Regions from separate parts of the Homo sapiens genome. Here regions 1, 2, 3 and 4 are each linked to region 5. The links are chromatin loops, found by intact Hi-C in ENCODE. Cell type or tissue: heart left ventricle. All regions are shown on one strand.

Region 1 (4,000 bases), 110 kb before region 5:
CAAGCTTTCCAAATCTTCTTCCCAATTTTGAAAAATACACAAGTAATGCCCATACTATCAATTCTTTCATAATTTTCTTTAATTTGACTCACTTTAAAAACTTAAGCTTATTTTAAAAGGAGATTAAATTAATTATCATAAATGGAAGACTACTATGAAACAGAAGTTAACTGAATACAATAAAAGCAAAATAATAAATGACCTACTGTGTGCCATTTAGAATCATCTTTCAGACCACTTGGGGTTAAACTCTCTTTTGGAAAATCCCCTGTGAGGACCCTCATGTTTCCTCCCCAGTCACTGAGGGTGGGGCGAAGGCAGCATTCTCTCACTGTGGCAAGGAACTTTGGCTCCATGTTCTGTCTGTGAATGACCTTGACCAACTTACTGGTTCCTGGGAAGTTTCTAAGCTATAGGAACAAAGACCATCTCTTAGAGTTTCCATTAGGATCAAATGAGACAACACCTGTAAAGGGCCTACCATAGGCCTAATAATAGGAAGCCCTCAAGAAATGGGCCGGGTCTGCTGGCTCATGCCTGTTCTCCCAGAACTTTGGGAGGATCACTTAAGCCCAGGAGTTTGAGACCACCCTGGGCAATATAGTTATTTTTAATAAAAAAACTTAAAAAAATTAGCCAGATGTGGGACTATGCACCTGTAGTCCTAGCTGCTTGGGAGGCTGAGGTGGGAAGATTGCTTGAGCTCAGGAGGTTGAGCCTGCTGTGAGCTGTGATCATGCCACTGCACTCCAGCCTGGGTGACAGAATAAGACCCTGTCTCAAAAAAAAAAGAAAAAGAAAAAGAAAACAAGGAAACACTCAAGAAACATTAATTTTTCACCTAATACTTCCACTGTGGCAAGGAATAAAATTTGAATGAAAAGCCCTCTTGCCTTTGTATTTGGCAGTCTGCTAAGCTAGGCAATTTGGTCTTCAAAACAGCCATCCTCCCTCCCCATTTTACCAGTGATAAGACTTAAAGCTTACATTGGCTAACTGACTTTCTTAGAGTGCACAATTACTAATGGTAAAGCTAGGATTCAAAGCCATATCTGTACACTTCCAAAATCCATGTACTTGCTCTTAATAATTAAGCTAAACTGATTTTTAAAAAATATTAACCTTATTGAGGTGTACTTTACATACAATGAAACTTAATCATTTAAACATATATTTGGATGAATTAAAAAAAATGTTTATGGCCTGGCGTGGTGGCTCATGCCTGTAATCCCAGCCCTTTGGGAGGCTGAGGTGGGTGGATCACCTGAGGTCGGGAGTTCGAGACCAGCCTGGCCAACATGGTGAAACCCCATCTCTACAAAAATACAAAAATTAGCCGGGCATGATGGCAGGTGCCTGTAATCCCAGCTACGTGGGAGGCTGAGGCGAGAGAATTGCTTGAACCCAGGAGGCAGAGGTTGTAGATCGCACACTGCACTCCAGCCTGGGTGACGGAGCAAGACTCCATGTCAAAAAAAAAAAATTTATATTCATGTAACCACCAACACAAGATTTCACCTCCCAAGTTTCCTTAGTGCTCTTTCCTGGCCATTCTCGTTGGCCAATCCCCTAAGTTTCTGTCCCATTATTTCATTGAGTCTATTTGGAGTGTATATTCGGAGCAACTTGAATCTATGCTTCTGGGTTGCAGTCCTCAAATCTGGCCCAAATAAACGCTATACTTATACAAATTTTGCCTCAGTTTTTTCCTTTAGGTTGACATCATGGTATGGACAATTTTTCTTAACCTTTGCTTATTAATAGGCATTTATTTTCTCTGTATCTCAGCCCTGTCCATTTCTCCTCATCTGCACTAAGGGAACCAGCATCCCTCACCTGGACAACCGCAGATCCTGTTAAGTTGGTCCCCAAGCCTCCTCTTTAGCCCCTTTCAACTTACTCTCCACTATGCAGGAAGAGTGATCTTTAGAAGTACACATCTGCTCAAGGATCTTCAACTTGCCCTAAAACTCTTCTTCCTGGTATAAAGATCAAAATTGATGTTTTGGCCAGCCAGACCCTGCATGGGTCAGCCCCTTCCTACCTATGGCACCTGTCTTTTTTTTTTTTTTTTGAAACAAAGTCTCACTCTGTTGCCCAGGCTGGAGTGCAGTGGCACGATCTTGGCTCACCACAACCTCCGCCTCCCAGCTTCAAGCAATTCTCCTGCCTGAGCCTCCCTAGTAGCTGGGATTACAGACGCACTCCACCACCACACCTGGCTAATTTTTGTGGTTTTAGTAGAGACGAATTTTCACCATATTGGCCAGGCTGGTCTTTTAACTCCTGACCTCAAGTGTTCTGCCTGCCTCGGCCTCCCAAAGGGCTGGGATTACAGGCATAAGCCACCATGCCTGGCCTATGCCACCTGTGTTATCACTGCTTTGCTCAATGGTTCTTTGCTCCCCTGCTTGGCTGGCCTTTCTTAGGTTCTTCTTATGCATTTGCTGCTCACTGTTGCAAGCCTTAAGATTTTTGCAAGTGCAGTTTCCTTCGGATGAAAGGCTCTCCTCTTCCTAAGCCCGTTCACCCACTCTCTGCCCCCACCAGCTAACATCTACTTCTCTCCTCTTAACCTCAACAAACATCTCATTTCTTCAGGAAAGCCTTTTCAACTGCCTGAGTTGGGTCTGATCATTTGTTTTCTTTTTTTTTTCCCTGAGACAGAGTCTTGCTCTATCACCCAGGCTGGAGTGCACTGGTGTGATCTCGGCTCACTGCAACCTCCGCCTCCTGGGTTCAAGTGATTCTCCTGCCTCAGCCTACCAAGTAGCTGGGATTACAGGCGTGCACTACCACACCTGGCTAATTTTTATATTTTTAGTAAAGACGGGGTTTCACCATGTTGGCCAGGCTGGTCTCGAACTCCTAACCTCGTGATCTACCAGCCTTGGCCTCCCAAAGTGCTGGGATTGCAGGTGTAAACCACTGTGCCTGGCCTGATCATTTGTTTTCTAAAAGAATTGTATTTCTTTTCTTCTTCAGAGTACTTTTCTCAGGTTATAATTTTGCCTTCTCTGGTAGGATTACAGTGTAGCTTAATTTGTTAATATTTGTTTCAAAGACCTTAGAGATTCAGGCTGGCATGGTCCATGTCTTTTTCACATCCTGTTGACTCATAGCACATTTCTCAGCCCTTGGCACCTAATAGCCAGAAAGTAGAAGATGAATGAATGAATGAATGAATGAACTCACCCTTAGATCTGCCAGTGTCCCCCCATGAGCATTTCTAAAGTTCCACCGGTAGGTAAAACTATTGTTGACCTTTTGGAAGAAGGGCATTACGAAAGGGGATTACTTTTCTGGAGCATTTGTTTTGTGCTAGACTAGGTGATTATCTTACTGTTGGTGTATGGAAGAAACAGGGATATACTTCCCTATGGGCTTTGAACTTCAGAAAGGAGATTGCCTTCAGAGAGAGCTAAATTGCAAAACAAACATAAAAGGAATCAGATTATGTAGGCAAATTACCTTAAAGGATGGAATGGCTTCTAGGTCCCAAGACTTGACTAATAGGCTTGAAGTTATTTACAGAGACAAAGAAAGAATGTGCCCTTCAGAAAGGAAATTAATTCGCCCGAGAGGAGGGCAAACTAAACTGTGCCTAAGGGGGGTTGGCTACAGAGCAAAGGCCCCGCCTCATCAGGCCCCAGTACAAACTCTTCAATTCCAGTTCCTCTGGAGGTGGATGACTCTGCCTGCTTTCTGGTTCTGCATTCATCAAGCAACCTAATTATACTCTGGCCTCCAGGGAGCAAATATAGCCATCAACTAATCTATTCTCAGGCCTGCTTGGCGGGCTATATCTCCTTATAAATTAATAATTCATCATTCTGTTTAGGAGGCCAAAGCAAGAGCATTGCTTGAAGCCAGGAGTTTGAGACCAGCTAGGGCAACAAAGTGAGATCCCATTTCTATAAAAAATAAAAAGAAAAATAATTTGACGTTTTAGTTTTATATATGGGCCTTGATGATGAGCCTGGTTTAGGGGAGTTTGTCG
Region 2 (4,000 bases), 120 kb before region 5:
TCAGGCACAGTTTATGCTCACTGTCTCATGTAAAATTCACTGTATGCCTATTCAGAAAATTGTAATATTTTCTTTTCTTTCTTTCTTTTTTTTTTGAGATGGAGTCTCTCTCTTGTTACCAAGGCTGGAGTGCAATGGCGTGATCTTGGCTCACAGCAACCTCCACCTCCCAGGTTCAAGCAATTCTCCTGCCTCAGCCTCCCGAGTAGCTAGGATTGCAGGCATGCGCCATCTGGACCAGCTAATTTTGTATTTTTAATAGAGATGGGGTTTCTCCATGTTGGTCAGGCTGGTCTCGAACTCCTAACCTCAGGCGATCCGCCTGCCTTGGTCTCCCAAAGTGTTGGGATTAAAGGAGTGAGCCACCACGCCCGGCCAATATTTTCTTCAGTTTGCAGATGAGTAAACAGAAGTTTAAAGAGGCTAAGTAGACCAGGCACGGTGGCTGACACCTGTACTCCCAGCACTTTGGGAGGCCTAGGTGGGTGGATCACCTGAGGCCAGGAGTTCGAGACCAGCCTGGGCAACATGGTGAAACCCCGTCTCTACTAAAAATACAAAAATTAGCCAGGCATGGTGGCAGATGCTTGTAATCCCAACTATTCAGGTGGCTGAGGCATGAGAATCGCTTGAACCCGGGAGGCAGAGGTTGCAGTGAGCCAAGATTGTGCCACTGCACTCTAGCCAGGGCGACAGAGTGAGACTCTGTCTCAAAAATAAAATAAAATAAAATAATAAAGAGGTTAAGAAGATGGCTTAAAGTCACACAGCCAGCAAGTCGGGGGAGCTTAGTCTCTGTGACACTATCACCCATGCTGTAGACCATCACCATCTGATAGAAATAATGTGAGCCCCATATATTATTTAAAGTGTTCTAATAGCCACATTAAAAAGTAAAAAGAACCATGTGAGATTAATTTTAATAATATATTTCCTTTAACCCAATATAGCCAAAATATTATCATTTCAACATGTAATCAATATAAAAACTATTAATGAGACAGTTACTTTTTTTGTGCTAAGTCTTTGAAATCTGGTGTGGATGTAACACATAGCACATCTCGGTTTGGAGACTAAATTTTCATTGGAAATACTTGGTCTGTATTTAGATTTCATAAAATTTCATAAAATTAGATTTTATAAAATTTAGGTTTCACAAAATTTACAGTTGAAAAAGTAGATTTACATATCAAAGTTATTCCAAACATATGCAGAAATTCTCCAATAACTAAATTATGTAGAAGTTCTTCAATAACTAAATCTGGTCCAAGTTTTCAAATTAAAGTTTAAATTAATTACAATCTCCTTTCTCTGTCACTGTAGCTATATTTTGAGTGCTCAGTAGTCATGGCTGAGTGCTCTAGAACATTCTGTTACCCTGCCTGAATTATTTCTGTTAAGGGCTGAATCTCAAGGGGAACAAAACTTATGCCATAGCCAGAAAGAGGGAGAAAATTCGTGGAAGTGGAAGAAGGGTCAGCCAAGGGTCAAGAGAAAAGACCTTCTTTTTGGCTGCTATTAGGGTTACAGTAAGTTCTAGAGTTTTGGTAACTAGGGAAGGAAGCTAAAAGTGTTTTCTTTCATTTCTGAGAATACGTCATGTGTATATCTTACTAAACCTGGCTTTTCAAAGAAGGCTATGTCTTGATCTAGGAAAGATTAAAGCCAAATGAAAATAGCACTGAGCTCCTGGCAGAATAGCTCACCAGCTGAGCATGTCCATGAGGTCACAAGCTCTGTCTGTGTAATGGTTAGTCACTCAGTAAGGGGTCCAAGTCAAAGCTAAACCCTCTACCACAAACCCTGGAATGGAAAGGATCTCATATTTATTCTTGTCGTAGTTGTTTGTGGGGATCCCTGGGTTATGGAATATGTCTCAAAATGGCAGAAATTACACCTCGGTGCCAAGCAGTAGTTCCTGATCTTTTAAAATTCAAATCTATTTTACAGTAATAAATAATGTTATGATCCCCTCTAAGGAACTAAAGTCATTATGTTATTTCTGCAAAGTAGTTAGGAAATAAAGAAATTATTTTAGGTTTTTAAAAATCAACTTAATGCCAGGTGCAGTGGCTCATGCCTATAACTGTAGCACTTTGGGAGGCCAAGGTGAGAGATTGCTTGAGGTCAGGAGTTCAAGACCAGCCTGGGCAACATAGCGAGACCTCATCTCTACAAAAGAAAAAAAAAAAAATTAGGGCCTGGTGCAGTGGCTCACGCCTGTAATCCCAACACTTTGGGAGGCCGAGGTGGGCAGATCAACTGAGGTCAGGAGTTTGAGACTAGCCTGGCCAACATAGTGAAACCTCATCTCTGCTAAAAATACAAAAAAATTAGCCAAGTATGGTGGTAGGCGCCTGTAGTCCAAGCTACTCAAGAGGCTGAGGCAGGAGAATCACTTGAATCTGGGAGGCAGAGGTTGCAGTGAGCTGAGATCTCGCCACTGTACTCCAGCCTGGGGCAACAGAGCAAGACTCCGTCTCAAAAAAAAAAAATTTTTCAAAATTAGCCTGACATGATGATGGGCACCTATAGTCCCAGCTACTCAGGTGCCTGAGGCAGGAGGATTGCTTAAGCCCAGGAAGTTGAGGCTGTAGTGAGCTATGATCATGCTGCTTCACTGGGCAAGAGTGAAACTTTGTCTCAAAAAAAAAGAAAAAATCAACTTAAGAGAATTATGTTTTTAAAGATTATATTGAAGTATGTCTTAATATGTTCTGTAATAATACTTATAATGCATATAAACACCAGCTTTAACTTTTCCTTAAACAAATGACGTATGCTACTTAATTTACTCTAAATAGATTATATAAAAAAGCATGATTTAGGGTCGGGCGCAGTGGCTCATGCCTGTAATCCCAGCACTTTGGGAGGCCAAGGCTGGCGGATTACTTGAGCTCAGGAGTTTGAGATCAGCCTGGGCAACATGGCGAGACCCCGTCTCTACTAAAAATACAAAAAAATAGCTGATGTGGTGGCATGCATCTGTGATCCCAGCTATTTGGCAGGCTGAGGTGGGAGGATCGTTTGAGCCCAGGAGGCAGAGGTTGCAGTGAGCCAAGCTCCTGCCACTGCACTCCAGCCTGGGTGCAGAGCAAGACTCTGTCTCAATAAATAAATAAATAAATAAATATATAAATAAATAAAGCAGGACTTGACAAGTGCATATTACAAATCACATTACATCTTGTTTGCTTTGGAGACTAGATGTATATTAAAATGTAGACTTAGATTTAACTATTAATATGTTTTACAGCACCAAAAATAATGGCATTCACAATCTGATGGTTGGAATTCTTGCATTTCGTGTGCTTAAAAAATGTAAATCATCACTTTGATTTGATTATTTTTTGTTTTTTACTTCTCCAAGAAGAGGTAGAGTGATGGCTTTGTGCCCTCACTATATGGCAAATACCCATTTACACAGAGGTTAAGAAAGTGGGATTTGGAGTTGATTGTCCGAGTTTGAATCTGACTCTGCCACTGACCAGCTGTGTGACCTTGAGAAGTTACTTAAACTCTCTGTACCTTGTTTTCCTTGTCTAAAAAAGGGACTCTAATAATAGTACCTATCTCATGGGGCTGTTGCAGGATTACACAAGTTCACATCTGTAGGGGACTTAAAACAGCTTTTGGCGTATGGGAAAGGCTCAGTAAATGTTAGCTCTGGTTTATTTCCACATGGATATTCCACTTAACATTCCAAACCGAAGTTATCAGTTACTTGCACTTTATGCACTTTCTATGTAAACTAGTGTTACTATCAAGAACTTTATTACCCTAAAAGCCCATGATTCAATTTTTCTTCCACTTATCTCCCTCATCTAATCACCCAGCAAGTGCTGTCTGTTTCAGGTCTGGTTTCTCCAAGCCATTTGCTCTTCTCCCTCTCTTTGATCATTGCTTCTTCACCGGTCTTTCTTTCTTTTCTTTTCTTTTTTTTTTTTTTTTTGAGATGGAGTCTCACTCTGTCACTCAGGCTGGAGTGCAGTGGCACTAT
Region 3 (4,000 bases), 52 kb after region 5:
TCCCAACTACTCGGGAGAATTGCTTGAGCCCAGGCAGGGATTCAAGGCCAGCCTGGACAACATAGCAAGACGCTATCACAATAAATAAATAAATAAAGGAAAAACAAAAATCTGTAGCATATCGGACTCTTGCATACGTGGATATTACTGCTTCCTGTGAGGCTACATATGAAAGTGAATTGATTTAAGGATTATCTAAAGGAAAACATCAAGTTAGTAGCTGAGTATAGGAAAGTGGACTGGAATATGGCAAAGATTCTCTAAGTGTTATTTGAATGACCTGAGTTTGGGAAATTCAGATCAAGTCCAATCTCCAGGATGCAGAGAGAGTAAGTGAGTTGTCCAAGGTCACGAAGCAAGTGGAGATCACAGACCAGAACGCAGCCTCCGCCCCCACATCTTTATTCAATCATTTCTTCCTACTTTGCAGATGTGGAAACTGCAGGCCAAATAACAAATTCTGTCTTTCGCATGCAGTAACTGCCATGAGAATCTGACTGCAAAGTAGAAAGCCTAGAGTTGCCTTCACGAAAAATCAAAGTTAATATTTATATAGAGAGTGCTTACTGTGCATCCCGGTGTTATAAAAATGTCATACATATTAATTTATGTTAATCCCTAAGCCACTCTGTGAGATGTGCTTAGGTATTTCTACCATCCCTCTTTTTGCATGAAGAAATTAAGGAACAAATAACAATAGCTTTCTTAGATTATAACCTTCAGAGCTGGGATTTGAATCCCCAGGTAGTCCAGCTCCAGAATTTGCCTCCTTAACCATTACACATACAGCTCACCAATAATAAATGGAGAGGTGAAAGGGGCAACTTGTCTACCTGGTGAAATTGTAGATTCTGCTCAGACAATGTATTCCTCCCCTGTTCCTTCCTGCTTCACATTTTTCAATTAATGCCTTGTTCATTCCATGGAAGACATTGTTTCTTCATGCCACCATTTTTGAAATAATTAATTAGCATTAATTAATTAATGTTTTAGAGATGGGGGGGTCTCTCTGTTACCCAGGCTGGTCTCGAACTCCTGGGCTCAAGTGATCCTCCTGCTTCAGCCTCCCAAGTAGCTGGGATTACAGGCACCACCTGCAGCGCCCAGCTCACATCATCACTTTTTAATCTGCAGAAACTCAGATTCCACAGAGAGAAATCTGTGACTACCAAGAACAATTCTTTTATAAAAATAAAATTTGTTGGATTTCTATGATAAAAACTGTAAAGAAATAGTCCCATCCCTAAGGTTGAAGAAAGGACAAGAGTCATAGGAAGTGAATGCAGGGAGGGATAATTTTGGGAAATGGTGGGGCCGAGAGTGACACTGGAGAGGAGGCCTGTGTTAGGACTGGTCCAGCGCACCACAGGGGGCCACCAGGTGTTGAGAAAGCCCTGCCTGGTGCCCAGCACTTGGCACAGCACCTGGCATAGAGCAGGTGCTCGAAAGCTTTGTTGAATGGATGGAAGTCTGGATGGAAACAGAAGCCAGGCACGGAGGCGGGCGCCAGCACAGTGACTGGAGGTGAGAAGGCATCAAACACTTGACCTACTGTGTAACTTTGCTCAGGTAAGCCCAAGAGGCAAGCACAGTGCCAAATCTCCCATCAGCAGACAAAGGAGCTGTGAGTAAACCATTCACTGTGCTGCTGCTCTGGCTAGAAAGTTTTGCTTTGGGGAAATCCTTTTCATGTTTGTTACCTATTGGTAGCAGCCCCCGTTCAATCCTCCGACCTACTCTTCCTTAGATGAACCGCCCTCACTCTCCTTCCCTATAGGGTGCCTCAGGGCGGGCCAAGCCCATCTGGGGAGCATCGCCAGCCTCCTGTGTACTGGTGCCAGAGAAAGATCAACCCGTGGCACTTTTCTGTATCTCACCAGCAGGTGCTGACAGCTGAGCCATTCCACGCACCTTCGGAGCAAAGAACTGCCGGAAACCAGGGCCAAGTTCAGAGCCTGAAATTTTTTTCAAAGGCTACAAGGAGAAACCTGGGGGGCCTGATCACACATTACATAAGCCGTATGTGAGCAGAGGATGCCACTGATGCTAGGAACCCAGTGCCTGTCGGAATTGCGCAAGGTTTACGCAGAAGCACTTAAGTGTTGCAACATGACCCCACATCTTTACCAAAAATGTGAAACATTCACGCAGCACACACTTTAAAAACACTAAAGCTTGTCTCCGCCAGGTGGCTAAGGCTGCTTGATGGGGCTGACAGGAGAGGAGCTTTGCAGGGGGGCCTGACTTACTGTAGCTCTTGGCCCAGGGAGCTGAACACGCAGTACTTTGTACCCCAATAGCCCTGGGCAGCCCAAGCCTCTGATAAAATGTACTTTTCTGTGTGTTTGTTTTTCCTGGCAGTCTCATTTTGGGTTATAAATGGCTCCTTATTTCCATCCCATAGATCCATTCTTGCCTCTGTTGCGTTCTCTTTCGGCTTTCCAAAATAACCGAAAGGTTGGTAAAATCAACGCTGGTGAACGGCTTGTTCTGACCTTGAGCAGAAGCCGAATTTCCACATTGCTCATGCCATCTACAGTTGCTCCCGTGTCCGAGAGGTTGGCTGGAAAGGCCTCCTGAAAGCAGGGGATATAATTATACTTACACTAAAGCACTTGTTGCCATTAAATGCCAGGAAGTGGCATGGACCTTCCCTTGCTCCTGCCCTGCAACCTTTTTGGAGGACTATTGGGCAATCATCAGAGGTTATAGAGTTGGAACAGCATTCCCCCCAGATAGGTCATTTTCCCTGCAGGACAGCTTGGAGGCAAATTTTATTAAGTATCAAGTAGCTGACCCAAAGCAGTATAAATAGCGAGAGAACATATGACAAACCCAGAAATGAATGTGTTTAAACCCCAGGCTGAAGATATATGATGTGTTTACTGTTATCAGCACCTGCATGAAGATATTTTTGCCCAGTAGCCATCCAGGAAAAGATGAAACATATAAGTGACGTTATTAAGGCTTAATCTTAGAAAAATAATTTTGACCCTACTTTTGGAAGTCAGTGGACCACAGAGTTAATTTGGGGAAGGGACCTGAGGATAGGTTGGATGTGATTGGCTGTCATAGGAAGTACAGACAGACACTTATAAAACATCCCAAGTTCAGCCAGTTAAGAGCCAGGGGGAAAAACATGGAACTGTAGTTTACATTGGGTAGGAACTGTAAGCAGTCACTATCAGGCAAAAGGGACTTCCAAGTTGGAATTTTTCGAGAGAGACATGGAGAACATTTTAATTCAGGCCTGTTTTCCTCCATTGTTCCCTACCTTTATTCTAGGACATACCACAGAGTACAAACCATGCTTTAGTGACATTGATCAGGCCACAGATGACTGAGTTATGAGAGGCCATGAGCTTTCCAACATCAGTTTCCTAAACCAGCTGCTTCTCATCAGTCTGGTCCCCACTGGCCAGAGCTATTGACATCCTGGAAGATAATCCTATATTCCTACAAAGGTAGGAGAAGGTTCTGGGGAGAAATAGTGTAAGTTTTTATTTTTAATTTTTGATTATTATGGGTACATAATACATGTATGTATTCATGGCAGGGGTACATGTGATGTTCTGATATAGGCATGTGGTGTATAATGATCACATCATGCTAATTGGGGTGTCCATCACCTCAAGCACTTATTATGTCTTTTTGTTAGGAACATTCCAGTTCTACTCTTTTAGTTTCATTTTTGTTTGTTTTTGAGAGGCAGGGTCTCGCTCTGTTGCCCAGGCTGGAGGGCAGTGGCAAGATCACTGCTCACCGCAGCCTTGACTTCCTGGGCTCAAGTGATTCTCTGGCCTCAGCCTCCCATGCAGTTCTATTAATAGAACTAAGACAAAAAGGGTCATAGGCTTTCAGAGGCCACAGTGACCACAAGAGGCTGATGCACCACCATGCCTGGCTAATTTTTGAGTCTTTCCAAGAGAAGAGGTCTCCCTATGGTGCCCAAACTGGTCTCGAACTCCTGGGCTCAAGTGATCCTCCTACCTCGGCCTTC
Region 4 (4,000 bases), 120 kb after region 5:
TGAGCTGAGATGATGCCACTGCACTCCAGCCTAGGCAAGAGAGTGAACTCTGTCTCAAAAAAAAAAAAAATGCATAATTATGGACACAATTCCCCTTTCTTCTTTCCAAAGGAGTAGCCAGGAAAAAAATTCAGTGCTTTTACTCAGTGCTCTTCATATGTTTTTTTCTCTTGCCCTTAAAACATGTACCTTGTGCCAGGGGAATGGTTTCCTCTCTGGATCCCTCAAAACAGCTCCAATTAATACTTTTCTTATTTACTCCAATTAATATTTTTGGTTTTTTCTCTCTTGCCCTGGAATAATCTTCCTCTTTGTCCTTACCTTTCTTCAATTCTCCTATCTCCCTTCTAATTCTCCCTAAACCTTGGATCTAGTCATCCCACTGGACACCCCATTTTCACAACTTTCTGGTATATTGAGTCCTGGTTTCCTTGGACAAGTTGATGAGAGATCGTTTTTGAAATTCTTCTGCAATTAGCTCCTGAAGGAATTGGGGCTGGAGGAGCCTCAGATGGTCCAATGACTTCTGGACATTTGGGTGATCAAGGGGGTTTTAAGAGACTTTCTTGTGTTTCGGTTTCCAGGGATAGTATGCACCCCTACCCTGTAGGTCCTTTTAGCTTGCAGAAGGTAGCCATGAACCAAGAGGTGCCCATCATTCCACCCGGAGCAAGCATCTTGCCTGCGTTTACTTTGGGGTAAAAAGTTTTATCAGGGGGTCAGCTCCTGGAGTTTCAGGCTCTGAAGCTAGTCCTTGAAGATTGGGGAAAATATACCTAGTGAAGGAGAGGAGGAGGTGAGGGAACAGCTTCTGGAAGCAGCAAAACCTTCTTAGCTTTTGACTCCTCCTCCTGTCTATGCAACAGGGAGAGGGGCTGTGCACGGTTCAGGCCCCTTGGCTGGTCTCCCCATTTTCACGTTTGGTGCTGTCTCAGCAAAGTTTTTGTTTTCTAGGATCGGCTGTAAACAGGAGGCACACCATGTTTCCTGTATGGCTTGTTGGCTTTTATATGACAGGTGTGTCTCGTGGCAGGAACAACAGCTCAAGTGTGGCCGAGTCTCATCAAGAGGGCTTCTCTGCTCAGTTGTCCCTTCTGTTTCAGCTGATTCTTGGCTCTGTGCTTGCGAGCATCTGGGAAACTGGGCATGGAAGTAATCCCACCCTTTGTTCGATAACTAGCAGACACACAGGCGAGACAAGCCAGGAGCACAGCCAATTCCCTTAAGGAGTGTGGGCTGAGACCATGCCAATGGGAGGACAGGAGGCAGGGGCCCTGAGCACTGCCACCAGTGCACCAAGCCAAGCTGGCATGCTCAGCCTCTGGCACGGGCTTCAGGTCTCTGACCCCCCTCTTATTCCATCCTTCCTGAGGATTCATTAAGAGTGCTTAGGGGAACACAGAAGGCTTTTTATAGGCATCCTGGTTCAGCCTTGGTAGGGTTACTGAAAACAAAAAAAATATTTCTGGATTGGAAAGATCTTCAGAAATGTTCTTGCCAAAAAATGTTTTATTTAGTTCTTTATCACAGGTCATATTTCTGCAGGGAGGATTTTCCTAACACCTTCAGAGCTCAGAGCAGTGCCATATGCATGAGGTATCTGTGTGTCAAAGAGATGGGAGGAGCACAGCAGGGGTGTGAGAAGGTTGGCTTGAGCTTTAAAATTTTGAAACTTAGGGAGGTTTTTGGAATCACCAAGCCAATAGCACCAATCACCCAAGCCCCAAAAGTGCTGAGGTCCTGTAGGGATCCTCAGCCACACTCATTGTTTCCATGGAAACAATAGAACTTTCTGATATAAAATAGAAGGCAACCTATAGACATCACACTTACAAAAATAGAGATCTGGTTTTCATCTCTGCTTCTTGGGCTAGGGCCAGCTTTTCCTGTTGTCTCTTTTATGGAATTTGAAATAAGGAGCCGAAGAAAAACTCCTAAGTGGGGAAAAAAGACTTCATTCCCTGAGTCCGAAGAAGGAGTCAGTGAACCCATTTCAAATTAGCAAGTTTTGACTAGCAGCTTCCCTGCACGACATTGGAGACCCCACACTGAGCTTGCTTTTAAGTGAGCCCCTGAGTTCTTCTTGTTTTCCAGTGTCGGAACTTCTAAATTACAGGGGCAACAGCCCAGGAACGGAAAAACTGCTCTCATCTGCTTTCTGGCCTGTCTCCAGACTAGAGCAGCTGTGAATATCTTGAGGTTTCCACTGTGGCCTGTCAGAGACTGCTGGTTTGAATAATCCTGATGAGATTTGGAGAAAGAGCACAGGCACATGAACATTTATAAGCAGAGTAGAATCTTTATCCCTTTCAGGTTCATTGGAATGTCACTGTCACTACTGATAAATCAACAGTGTCATCTTTTCCATTACCTCAGCACCTCACATAGAGAGCAGGATGTAATGGACGGACCCTTACTGCAGGGGTCAGAATCCCAGGTTCTGATCCTGATTCTGCCTCCGTGAACTGTGTGACCTTGGATAAGTCGCTTACCTTCTCTGGGCTTTACTTCAGTCACCTGTAAAGGGGAAGGGGGGAGATACTAGATGATCTTTTTGTTTTCATTTTTCTTTATTATAAAAACATATAAAATTTACCATCTTAACCATTTTTAAGTGTACATTTCAGTAGTACTAAGTATATTCACATCATTATGAAACAGATTTCCAGAACGTTTTCATTTTGCAAATCTGAAACTCTATAGCCATGAAACAACTCTCCTTCTTCTCTTTTTTGAGGCCTCTGGTAACCACCATTATACTTTCTGTTTCTATGCCCCTCCTATGACCTCATATAAGGGACACCATACAGTATCTTTCTGCTTGCAACTGACTTATTTCACTTCGCATAAAATCCTCAATGTTTATTCATATTGTAGCAGGTGTCAGGATCTCCTTCCTTTTTAAGGTTGAATGCTATTCCATTGTACAGATATACCACATTTTGTTGATCCATTCATCCACTGATGGACATTTGGGTTGTTTCCACCTCTTGGCTATTGTGAGTAGTGCTATAACCTTGAGTATTCAAATATCTGCTCAAGACCCTGCTCTCGATTCTTTTGCATATGTACCCAGAAGTGGGATTGCTGGATCACATTCTAGTTCTATTTTTAATTTTTTGAGGAACTGCCATACTGTTTTCACAGTGCTGCACCACTTTACCTTCTCACTAAGAGCAAACAAGGGTTACAATTTCTCCACGTTCTTACCAACGCTTGTTATTTTCTGCTTTTTTTGATAGTAGCCATCCTAATGGGCATGAGGTGATATATCCTTGTGGTTTTGATTTGATTTCTGTTTCTCTGATGATATTAACTGTTCATCTTTAACATTTATAGCTCTAGATTCTTTCTGTCTTCAACCAACTTTTTAAGCACTCTTTTCTTTCTGTACAGGAACAGATAATAGTTAATTACTGAGAAACTGAATCTATCACTGACTCTGATAGGGTTTGTTTTTTGGGTTTTTTTTTTCTTTTGCATGCTGGGCTTTTGCTGTGTGTAAGTGATGGGAAATGAGGATGTATTCTTCAGGACTTGATATAATTGAATGTCTGTCACTTGAAGGAAAGTGCGGAGTGGAATCTTTTTCCTTCCAAAACTAATGCTTCTTCACAACTGACTATGTGTTGATCATTTTTCTAAGTGCATTACATATATTAACATATTTAATCTTCATAGCAACAACAATCTTATGAGGTAAGTATTAGTATTATCCTTATTTCACAATCATGAAACTGAGGCACAGAGAGGGCAAGTAACTTGCCTAAGGTCACACAGCTAGTCAGTTAAGGCCAGAGGTCTCCCTGCCTCCTGTCTCTCTCAATCTCAGCCATTGCCTTGGATAAAAACCTCTTTAATCTTTATCCCGTTACAAAGGGATGCTTTTTGTCTCCTTGCCCTTTCTCCTTTCCTTCCACATCATTCAACTGTGCCCTTTGGAACTCTATTCATATATCTTTAACATTTTTCCTAAATGTTTCCTCTGTCTTCTGCTATC
Region 5 (4,000 bases):
CTTCACAGTAAACTAATCTTGGGAGAATTCTTTCTGACTGAGCGCTTTCCAAACCACCATTCTTTAAGTGGAATTTATTTGAATAATTTGACATTGATTTCTAGTCTGGGTACCGTTTAGTTCCTTTTTGGGTCACTGAGCAAAAGGACTTAATACGTTGCATGTTCCACATAAAAATATCACCTGATTTTAGCTGTTCAGTGAGCTCCTAGGACAAAAGGAGGTTTACTGGTAATGGAAAAGTATCACTTCCAACACAGGATGTGCTGTGAGCCTTGGTGGTATGTAACATATTCAGTAGTGTTTTCATGAACCTGTCAGCAGAGCCTGTGTAAACTTTGCAATGAAATTCACCTTCCACTCAGCTCAACTTTATGGCTTCCTGAGCAAGGAGGTAAAGAACATGGAAGAGAAGTGGATGGGTCACAGGGGCACCTTCTGCCTTGTGGGACTCCCCCCTCTGGTGTCTGGAAGGGATGATGGTGGTTGAATCCAAGGTCACTGCCCCTAGGCAGAGAGAAGGAAGAGAAGTGTTTTCTTCAGGTTCTTCTCCTTTTGATAGGAGACTGAGGCTCCTGCTCCAGATTCTATAGGGAATAACATAGAGAAATTATACTTTATCACTGGCAAAAAATTCATCATTTGCAATTTGGGAATAATACATTGTGTACAGAGTTTAGAATCAATGCGATAAGCTATTAAAAGTACTTAACTCGATAGCTGGCACTAGTAGTCACTCAATTATTATTTTTTCTTTCTGGCTGTCACCAGTTACAGTTTTGCATTTTTACCTTTAGGTCTTTGATCCGTTTTGAGGTAATTTTTGTGAAAGAGATGTAAGGTCTTGGTTTAGATTCTAGTTTATTTTTTCCTGCATGTGGATGTCCAGTTGTTCCAGCACCATTTACTGAAAAGACTGTCCTTTCTCCACTGTATTGCCTTCGCTCCTTTGTCAAAGCTCAGTTGACTAAATTTGGGCGGGTCTTTTTCTGGGCTCTCTATTCTGTTCAGTTGGTCCATTTGTCTATTCTTTCACCCATGTCACATTGTTTTGATCACTGGAAAGCTTTTCAAAACCACAAAGCCTTATACCCATATGAGGCACTACTAGTAGAGACAGTCACCAGCTGAGGGCTGATGGCATTTCCTCAGCTCTTATCCTCTCCCTGCTCTGTGTGAGTTAGAAGATGGAACTCCTCATCTGTGAAGAGGGAAAGCCAATGCTCCAGGGCTAATGGTTTACTGAGAGGATGATGGACTTGGTCTCTTCCTTTCTGCTGAGTTAGAGGACAGGGCTTATTCAGAAATGTCTAGTTAATCTCTGCTTTTTCCGACTTCAAGGACCTAATCATAACACTTTGCTACTGGCAACTCAAGCATTATATATTCTGTTATTTTTAAATATTCTATTATTTTCTTGCTTGTTTTAGACAGTAACATTGTTTCCTTTTACTGCTCAGTCTGGGCATGGCTCATGATTGCCCATTATAGCTTCAGCTGACATGGATCCTGTGTTTTAGCAACTAGTTCTCCAAGTGTGGCCGCTGACCCGCAGTATCAGATCCTCTGGGAAATGCAATGTTAGAAATGCAAATTTCTAGGTCCTACCCCAGACCGAATGAATCCAACTTCTAGAATAAGGCCAAGTAAATCAGCGTTTTAATTTAAAAAAAAAAAAAAAGATACATGCTCAAGTTTGAGAACCACAGACTTTGAGTTTACAAAGCGTTTTTCATTCATTTAGTAGCAGCATTCTCACATGCATTGTCTCTGATAGATGGCATGATGATCCACTTCCACTTGGTTATTCTTTTCCCTCTGTGTTTTAGGGCTTACCATAGGAGGCCCTGCCGAAGCTGGCACGCTGCATGGGAGCTATCCTTAAATGCCACTCAGAACACTCTCACAGCCTGCAGCCTTCAGAAGGAGAGTGTCGCATGGTCTAGCTGCTGAGTGACCGCTGATCAACAGCTGGCTTCACCTTGCATCCTGACTCCTGGGAGATCTTCCTCTCCCATCTCTCTTCCCTTCTTTCTCTGTAGGCGCAGCTGTCAGGATCAACTGAACCCCTGGGGATGGCTGTCTTTAGAGAGGAGCTATGTGGCCTTGAGAAAAGCTGGGTAGATGGACGGCCTGTCCTTGGAAATGGGCTCTCTGCAAGGACAAAGCCTAGGAGACTGTTCCTCAGGGTGCAGAGCACAGGCTTGCCTGTTTATTTAGGTGTGAACTTGGAGTCAGGACAGGAGTTTAATGAACAGGAGAAGGAATTTTGTTGAGTTTGTGGCCTTATGCTGATTCTTTTTGGGATGTTGAGTAGCATGAATAGAGAAATCTTTGATGAGAAGAAAAAAAAACAGTTTTAGTGAAGTAAATAAATGCGGGTTCATTTTCATTTGTAAATATATTTCTTCTATTTGTTGTTACTCCATTTGTAAGATGCACACGTATAACCATAGATTCAGAGTTTTTTTGTCTATCCATTGATGGCAATCTGTGTTACTTTCTGTCAAGGAGGCACAGCAACTTGGTGTCAGTGTGGTGAGGCTCTGGCTGCCACAGACAGTATAGGTAGTGGCCTTCTGTTAGTTGATAATTAATTACTAAATTGGCAGCATGTGCCCCTCATTCTGTGATACACACACACACACACACACACACACACACACACACACGGTACCCCTTATGTCTGCTTAACTTCCAAGAGTCTTTTGGACATATAAAATTTGCCTGCGTCAAAAGTTTAAAATATGCATTGGTTCTGTGCCTATTAAAAGCAAAGTTTAAAATAAAGCCCAAATAATGGATGAAATCCATTCAGGCAGCTTGGTGGTTTAAAGCAAGACTGAACTTTCTACTTTTTGAAAAGTGTATTTCCAGGAATAAAGCTGAGTGGGCAAAGCAAGACCTAATTTTCCTTATTGAATAGGAAATAAATTGACACATATTGAATGCTGTCTCGAAGGTGCTTATACTGGTTGGGAAAAGATGGCCTTGAGACCCAGGCTATTCATGTTAAGATTGAAGATGAGGTGAAAATGCTAATTAAATAATGCCATGGCAAAGTTGGCTGAAAATGAGTAAGCAGGACTTTGTGAACCCTTCATATTCCTAATAAAACATCTCTTCCTTACTTGAACATCTCTTCCTCTCTCTTTTGAACTTCAGCAGGCTATAAAGGACAATGCCCTTCGTTTGTGATTATGTAATCTCTAGAAACATGCCCTCATATATTGCTGGTGGGAATGTAAAATGATGCAGCTGGCAGCTGCTGGGGAAAGCAGTTTGGTGGGTCCTCAAAAAGGGAAACACAAAGTTATGTGTGTTTATGACCCAGAATGTTCCACTCCTAGGTATATACTCACAATAACTGAAGACGTATGTTCATACAAAAACTTGTACACAAACATTTATAGCAACATTATTTATAACAGGCAAAAAGCAAATACAATCCAAATCTCCATCAGCTGAGGAATGGATAAATAAAATGTGATACAGCCATACCGTGAAATACTATTCAGTCATAAAAAAGAAGAAAGTACTGATAGTAAGAGTTGAATAAGGAAGAAAGAAACATGAAAAGTGGCTTCACAGTTAAAAACAGGTTTATTTTGGAGAATAAACCCGAGAGGGGCTTCTGGCTGAATTAGGTCAGGGGCACTCTCTGTTACAGACTAAGAGTATTTAAGGGTTTAGGGCAGGAGAGCTTATCACAGGCTCAGAATATTTCTGTGTTTCTTTGTCTTGCTTATTTGAGAGGGAGTTTTTGTGTTTGTTTCTATCCTTTTTTTTTTTTTTTTTTTTTTCAGCTGCAGGCATACCCAAGCCTGCTTTTAGCTTCCCTATCTTAGTGTACCTAAAGGGAAAGGAATGTGCTTATTAGGGCCCACTGTTTTACTGGGGCCCATTGTATGAGTGTGAAGTTTGGCAGTTACCCAAGAGACTTTCCCCCCACCTTCTGTGCCTGAGCTGTCTTATCTGTGTTTTACTGTCTGCTCTTTCT

The links. Peaks named below come from ENCODE experiments on the same cell type or tissue, not always from the same donor. Only the 100,000 strongest peaks of a DNase experiment are listed, where the experiment ranks them.
Region 1: it touches region 5 in a loop (2.2-fold over the local background); 8 of 110 quality-filtered maps call a loop at or near these places.
Region 2: it touches region 5 in a loop (4-fold over the local background); 12 of 110 quality-filtered maps call a loop at or near these places.
Region 3: it touches region 5 in a loop (2.3-fold over the local background); 28 of 110 quality-filtered maps call a loop at or near these places.
Region 4: it touches region 5 in a loop (3-fold over the local background); 2 of 110 quality-filtered maps call a loop at or near these places.

Annotation. Positions count from the first base shown.
Region 1 is chr12:93,292,564-93,296,563 of GRCh38, reverse strand. All of the region lies in intron 2 of LOC643339 (a long non-coding RNA gene), which reads left to right. Among named protein-coding and RNA genes, the nearest start is that of NUDT4, 83 kb to the left of the region's middle. In heart left ventricle, no CTCF peak of the experiment used is centred here; no DNase peak of the experiment used is centred here; H3K27ac peaks cover 583 bases.
Region 2 is chr12:93,300,502-93,304,501 of GRCh38, reverse strand. All of the region lies in intron 2 of LOC643339 (a long non-coding RNA gene), which reads left to right. Among named protein-coding and RNA genes, the nearest start is that of NUDT4, 75 kb to the left of the region's middle. RefSeq lists enhancers at 1,297-1,346, 1,367-1,426. In heart left ventricle, no CTCF peak of the experiment used is centred here; no DNase peak of the experiment used is centred here; H3K27ac peaks cover 3,050 bases.
Region 3 is chr12:93,126,007-93,130,006 of GRCh38, reverse strand. The region is part of intron 3 of LOC643339 (a long non-coding RNA gene); the gene reads left to right. Among named protein-coding and RNA genes, the nearest start is that of LINC02412, 46 kb to the left of the region's middle. In heart left ventricle, a CTCF peak has its summit at 2,191; DNase peaks (open chromatin) are centred at 1,488, 1,866 and 2,196; H3K27ac peaks cover 2,445 bases.
Region 4 is chr12:93,059,246-93,063,245 of GRCh38, reverse strand. The region is part of intron 3 of LOC643339 (a long non-coding RNA gene); the gene reads left to right. Among named protein-coding and RNA genes, the nearest start is that of LINC02413, 71 kb to the right of the region's middle. RefSeq lists an enhancer at 2,738-2,787. In heart left ventricle, a CTCF peak has its summit at 2,424; a DNase peak (open chromatin) is centred at 1,285; H3K4me3 peaks cover 932 bases; H3K27ac peaks cover 2,950 bases.
Region 5 is chr12:93,177,892-93,181,891 of GRCh38, reverse strand. LINC02412 (long intergenic non-protein coding RNA 2412) reads right to left here. Exons shown (of 3, transcript NR_120492.1): 3 at 60-587. The region is part of intron 3 of LOC643339 (a long non-coding RNA gene); the gene reads left to right. Among named protein-coding and RNA genes, the nearest start is that of LINC02412, 5.5 kb to the right of the region's middle. In heart left ventricle, no CTCF peak of the experiment used is centred here; a DNase peak (open chromatin) is centred at 1,907; H3K27ac peaks cover 1,695 bases.